Regions from separate parts of the Homo sapiens genome. Here region 1 is linked to region 2. A link is a contact called in ENCODE Hi-C or POLR2A ChIA-PET data. All regions are on one chromosome and are shown on one strand. Each heading gives the region's core, a stretch centred on a gene start or an enhancer-like site at or near the end of the contact. The rest is flanking DNA. Distances are from core to core; before and after follow the strand shown.

Region 1 (3,008 bases), core at 37-2,536, 140 kb after region 2:
GCTTTGCTGGAGCAGGAAAAGAAAGTCTGGTAATCAGCCAGTAATGATAATGCTACACATACACACCTTATATATAACACATGAGCATGTTTATAAAGGCCTGCAAAGTCATTCCAGTTTCACACAGGGAAACTGACGCTCAGCGAGGTTGTATAATCTTTGCCCATATTGATGAGCCTTGAAGTCATGTCTTCAGATTCCAAATTATATATTCTTTCTGCTGTATCTATGGTAATTATATTTTCAGAATCAAAAGTGGGGACACAGGGTTTGACAACAGATTTTTCTCCCTCAATTTATGACTTCATTTAAAAATAAAAGACTATATATAAAATATATTTATATATTAATATATTAATATTTATAAAAATATATACTATTTATATATTAACACACATATATGTATTTTTTAAGACGGGGTCTCACTCTGTTGCTCAGGCTGGAGTGCAGCGGCGCAATCTCAGCTCACTGCAACCTCTGCCTCCTGAGTTCAAGTGATTCTCCTGCCTCAGCCTCCCTAGTAGCTGGGACTATAGGCGCCTGCCACCACGCTTAGCTAATTTTTATATTTTTAGTAGAGACGGGGTTTCACTATTTTGGCCAGGCTGGTCTCGAACTTCTGACCTCAGGTGATCCACTCGCCTCAGCCTCCCAAAGTGTTGGGGTTACAGGCGTACAGGCGTGAGCCATGGCGCCCAGCCAAGAGACCATATTTGAAGTATAGATGGTCACCGTGACTACTCCCTGCTGCTCCTGGCCAGGTCGGTGCAAGCCACAGTGGAGGAAGGTAGATGCCATAAGGGCTTGAGGGCTTCAGTTCCAAATGCTAAGATTTGAATTCCCTGTTGGCCAGACCCACAGGGGGCTATCTCTGCCTAGCTATCCTACTCCTCCCTTTGAATCCTTGCCACTGATCCAATGCCAGGAGAGTGAGATTGTAGCAGACGAGGACCTTGCCTGGTCTACATGCAGGGGGCACAAAGCTGACTTTACTGAACGCCTGCTATGTACCAAAGTACTATCCTAGATGCTCTCCTTTGCAGCAAACCTGGGAGGTAGGAATTACCATCTGCATTTCACAGATAAGAAAACTGAGACTCAGATTTTACATGATTTGCCCCAAGTCACACCTCTCAAGTCCAGGATCCACATGACCCCTAAGCAAATGGAAAGAGTCCCTAGCCACTGTCCAGAGATGGGACAGGGGAAAGAATGGACTTACCTTTCCGATCAGGTTTGAGGTTGCGGTTGACAGGGGGTGGCTGAATCTCACTTCCTCTGCTGGGGCCTCGGTGCACAGGAAGGGTTGTTGATGGGTAGCCAAGTGAGTCAAAGTGATGGGCCCCTGGGCTCATTGGGATGTAGACGCTCTGGGAATTATCACCTGCTCGTTCCATGGCCAACAGGGTGGAAGAACCTGGATTCATGGGCACATAGTTGTCTTCAGAATTGGTGCTGTCCGATCGGCCCACAATCATTTTCCCTGGCTAGGGAGAGGAACAGTGAAAGAAATACAGCTGTTACTAGCAAGAAGAAACAGGAAGGGGGTAAGACTTTGTAAATGAGGCAAGACAAGTCATGACTGGGTTAGCTATACTTTGAAGCTGTAAGGGAGACCTTGGGGAGACCAAATAAGAAAGCAGAGTAGTGGGAGGCTGAGGCAGGTGGATCACTTGAGGTGAGGGGTTCGAGACCAGCTTGGCCAACATGGCAAAACCTCCTCTCTACTAAAAATCCAAAGTATTAGCTGGGCGTGGTGGCATATGCTTGTAGTCCCAGCTACTCAGGAGGCTGAGGCACGAGAATCGCTTGAAGCTGGGAGGCCAAGGTTGTAGTGAGCCAAGATCATGCCACTGCACTCCAGCCTGGGTGACAGAGTGAGACTCTGTTTCAAAAAATAAAAAATAAAAAAAAGGAAGCAGAGTGGGAGACAAGAATATATGAGGTCTGTGGGCCCCTTCAAGCCTTCACGATCCTTTGGCATCCACTAATAATTTTTGATAAATCTAGAGTATAAAATATTCTTGGTGACTGGGTCCACTTGGCTTTCTGGACGCCTGACCAACACTGTGGGTGGCATAGTCCATAGACTGTAGGTTTGGTTCAGGACCTGCCCTCCACCTCAAGTCCAGACTCACCACTGGCAGGTCAGCATCTCAGGCCCTGGATCAGAACAAGGAGCATATTAGGAGTCCTGGCTCTGGAAGGTGAGGTCTGGGGCCAGTTGTGTTTCCCCAGTCCAGGTTTCTAAGTACCTGGGGCTCACTCCAGGCACCTAGGGGACCACCAAGCTGCAGTCAGAGCTTCTACAGAGTTGTGTGATACAGCAATCCCAGCCTTCCTCTAACTCTTGCTCTATCTGCCGTGACATACAACTAAGCTGCTTCTGCCTTGGTTACCTGATTTCACTGTCTTTTCAGTGGGCCTGAAGCCAGGCCCTGGTCTTCTTGCCTGACACCTTGGAGAACTGCGGTTAGCATCTTCCAGAGGGCAGCCTGGGATCCTGCACTCAAGCCATAATTCTGCCACTTAGCCTGACTGTGAGTACCACCCTTGCCTGGAGTCTCACACTGCAGCCTCCCTCCTGCATGTGAGGCCACGTGGGTAAGGTTGCTGTCTTAGAGGTTCCCCCACCGTGCAGCCTGGGTCTATTGCATTCTAGATCCTCTGCTTACCTACAAGGTTGGTGAACCTTGTAATCCAGTCTACCTTAGCACATACATTTCTTCCAGACTAGAATACTTATATCTTACTTGTCCAAAGACTCAACGCAGGGTTCTGAACTGAGACAAGAACTTGGGCAGGGTCCTAAGATGGAGACGCCATCAATCTTTTGGGGTTGTGCTTTTAATTCCATAAGGTGTGACCTTTTACCTAACCAGGCCGGCCTGAGGACCCTTGGGTTAACCCACACTCACCAGGAAAGAGCCAACTCCATCACTCATGGATTCAGCAGACCGGCCTGCACTCTCTCCACCACGCTGTGGGTACTCGTAGGTCTCACAGGA
Region 2 (3,173 bases), core at 371-2,870:
GCTCATCACTGCACCCTTGCAGCTCTCAAAAGCTTACAAAGTTCCTGACTGCCTAGAAAATAAATTGCCATGCTCTGCTAAAATCTCCCTTGCAGTTTTATCTAAACCTGAACACTCACTCAATCATCAAACACCCTCCATTCAGAGGTCCTTGCCCCCATTAGCTCCCACTAGCCCCACGGGCCTAGAAAGCTGTCTGTCTCTCAGTCCTGCCTGATAATCAAAGTTAACTTCAAAGACCCCTCTTCCAAAGTTCCTCTCCTCTTTTCCCTCTGGAAATCCATAGAGCTTAGCAAAGCTACTGTGGTGGTTATTATCAGAATAGTCAGTGTCTCTGATAGGAAGCCAGTGACATACTACTGGGAAGTACAGCACACTGGTTTAGAGCCTCCTATTCAAACCGTGGTCCTCAGACCAGCAGCAGCAGTGTTTGAGCGCTTGTTGTTAACATCAAGTTCCTCCCCAGACCTCATGAATCAGGATCCGCTTTTTTTTTTTTTTTGAGACAGGGTCTCACTTTGTTGCACAGGTTGGAGTGCAATGGTGCAATCTCGGCTTACTGCAACCTCTGCCTTCCAGGCTCAAACGACCCTCCTGCCTCAGCCTCCCTCAGCCTGGGACCACAGGCGTGCACCACCACGCCCGGCTAACTTTTGTATTTTTTTGTAGGGACGGGTTTTCGCCCTATTGCCCATACTGGTATCGAATTCCTGAGCTCAGGCGATCCGCCCGCCACGGCCTCCCAAGGCGCTGGGATTACAGGTGTGAGCCACCTCGCGCAGCCCAGAATCCGAATTTTAACAAGACACCTATGCTATTCGTATGCACATTAAGTTTGAGAAGCACTGGTGTCCAATATCCATTCAGAGGTCAAAAAAAAAAAAAACCAAGCTCTGCTACTTAATAGCCATATGACCTTGGGCAAGCTGCTGTTAATCTGTTAGGCTCGGTTTCCTCGTTGTGAATAATACATCCCTAAAAGTGTTTTAAGGCCGAAATGCTATCAATAATGCCCACAGTGTGAGTAGTGCATGGCATGGAGTCATGGCTCATTTGCGCACACAGCACAACACGAACTGAGGAGAGTAGTTTCGGGTCCTTCACAGACTCAGTTCCTGCTTCACTGCACCTCAGTTTCTTCAAGTGCCAAATGACACTCTGGCTCTGCTTGATTCTAAAGAGCTAATGGGGCGCGGACTCCCCGGAAAGGCGAGATGGGGCCAGCTAGGCAAAAAGGCACGGAAAAGCAGAGCACCTCAGGGGGGCCTACGGCCGGGCCAGTCTGCAGCCCTACGACCCCTTCTCCTCCCAGCCGATCCCGGCCGCGCAGCACTCACCAGCCGTCGCGATCGGCCTCCGCCGGATTAGGTTATCAATCAGGCCGGAGCAGTAGCCCAAGAAGCCGATGTAGAGGAGCCGCGGGTCGGTCAGCTTGGGCGGGGGCAGGCTCCGGGCCTCATCCGGCAGAAACCGTAAGGGTTCTGGGTTCCGCCGTGCGATCATGGTGACGCCGTTTCCACTTGAGGCCTGGTCTCAGACCACGAACTACAAGGAAAACCACGACGACCACTACCCCGGCCTAAGCGGTCAGCTTTCTCCTCCTCCTCTGCGCGCCGGACTCACGGGCACGGCGCAGCGCGGTGCAGCGCCCAAACGCTTCCCGGTACGTGTTGCTGCGGGAACCCGGCACGCGAAGTTCCGGGCTACTAAGTTTCACTTTGCTCGTCCGCCCGCGCTAATTCTCTGGTGGGAGTGGGATTCACGGGCCTGGTAACGCGGGGTCGAGGAGTACCCCAAACGAGCCAAACTGGGCGAAGACTAGGAGATACTGATTTTCTTTTCTCCCAACTTCCCCAACCAGAATTGCCTCTCCCTCCCCTGCCCCTTCTGGAAAGATTTATCTTTTCATCCAATACCCACAAATGGGCATGATGCGTAGTTTTGATAAACGTAATTAATTGAAATTCCATAAAAGCTAGTTTTCGTTTTCTGAGTTTTCAGTCGTTCATTCGCATAGACACTCCCTCCAAAGCCTAAAATTAAGGTCTGGCCAGCAACAAAAGAATTTAGAGAAGCCCAGGACTGGATCGTTTTAGTCTATTGTTGAAATTCAGATTCGGAGGCAGCACCCTAAAATGTTTCACCTCTGGGTCTTCACGTCGTTACACATGGCTGAGTGAGGAGGTGTTCCCTAAAGGTTTGAGTAATGAGGCCAGGCGCCGTCACTCACGCCTGTAATCCCATCACTTTGGGAGGCTGAAGTGAGCGGATCACTTCAGGAGTTCAAGACCAGCTTGGCCAACATGGTGAAATCCCATCTCTACGAAAAATACAAAAAATTAGCTGGGCGTGGTGGCGGGTGCCTGTAGTCCCAGCTACTGGGAAGGCTGAGGCAGCATAATCGGCTGCTCGGGAAGCTGAGGGGGGAGAATCGCTTGAACCTGGGAGGTGGAGGTTGCAGTGAGCCGAGATCGCACCATTGCATTCCAGCCTGGTCAACAAGAGCGAAACTTCGTCTCAAAAAGAAAAAAAAAAAGGTTTGAGTAATGAAAGAAGGAATTTATAATTCTGTTAAGCAATTTTCCAGTCTCTGCTGTCAGGCCTCTCAGCCGAAGCTCAACCATTGTAACCCCTGTGACTTGCACATATGCGTCCAGATGGCCTGCGGGAGCCAAGAAGTCTGGGGCAGCCAAAAACCCACAAAAGAAGTAAAACAGCCACTTCCTGCCTTAACTGATTAACAAACATTCCACCATTGTGACTGGTCCCTGCCCTACCTTAACTGATCAACCATCCTTGTGACATTCTTCTTCTGGACAATAAGTCTTATGATCTCCCCATCATGTACCTTGTGACCCCCTCCCCTGCTAACAATAGATAACAACCACCTTTTACTGTAATTTTCCATTACCTACCTAAATCCTATAAAGCAACCCCTTCCCCATCTCCCTTCATTGATTCTCTTTTCGGACTCAGCCCACTTGCACCCAAGTGAATAAACAGCCTTGTTGCTCACACAAAGCCTGTTGGTGGTCTCTTCACACGGATGCATTTGACATTTGGTGCTATGACTTGGATCGGGGGACCTTCCTTGGGAGATCAATCCCCTGTCCTCCCGCTCTTTGCTCCGTGAGGAAGATCTACCTACGACCTCGGGTCCTCAGACCAGCCCA

Evidence for each region. Hi-C counts contacts between places; a loop is a spot of excess contacts on that map. ChIA-PET counts read pairs that join two places held with the same protein, here RNA polymerase II (POLR2A). Pooled maps may share reads with other maps.
Region 1: a loop to region 2 is called in a map with no recorded cell type, with 6 times the contacts of the local background. The contact joins the enhancer-like site here to the promoter of NDUFC2 in region 2. A Hi-C loop is called at or near these places in 4 of 37 single-sample maps with no recorded cell type and 4 of 50 pooled maps. POLR2A ChIA-PET finds 5 or more read pairs at or near these places in 1 of 52 experiments (H1).

What each region holds. Positions count from the first base shown.
Region 1 is chr11:78,222,190-78,225,197 of GRCh38, forward strand. GAB2 (GRB2 associated binding protein 2) reads right to left here. Exons shown (of 10, transcript NM_080491.3): 5 at 2,919-3,008; 6 at 1,223-1,487; 7 at 1-6. It also overlaps a transcript of USP35 not described here. Among named protein-coding and RNA genes, the nearest start is that of USP35, 35 kb to the left of the region's middle. RefSeq lists a silencer at 1,154-1,243 and enhancers at 1,334-1,603, 1,644-1,723. Within about 2 kb of position 1,287, at least 3 of the 41 ENCODE cell types and tissues checked have a DNase peak (open chromatin) inside an H3K27ac peak, as active enhancers do.
Region 2 is chr11:78,078,242-78,081,414 of GRCh38, forward strand. It overlaps NDUFC2 (NADH:ubiquinone oxidoreductase subunit C2), which reads right to left and starts at 1,621. Exons shown (of 3, transcript NM_004549.6): 1 at 1,338-1,621. The coding sequence starts at 1,503. It overlaps NDUFC2-KCTD14 (NDUFC2-KCTD14 readthrough), which reads right to left and starts at 1,621. Exons shown (of 3, transcript NM_001203262.2): 1 at 1,338-1,621. The coding sequence starts at 1,503. It overlaps LOC105369401 (a long non-coding RNA gene), which reads left to right and starts at 2,954. Exons shown (of 3, transcript XR_950342.2): 1 at 2,954-3,173. RefSeq lists an enhancer at 1,341-1,400 and a silencer at 1,604-1,793.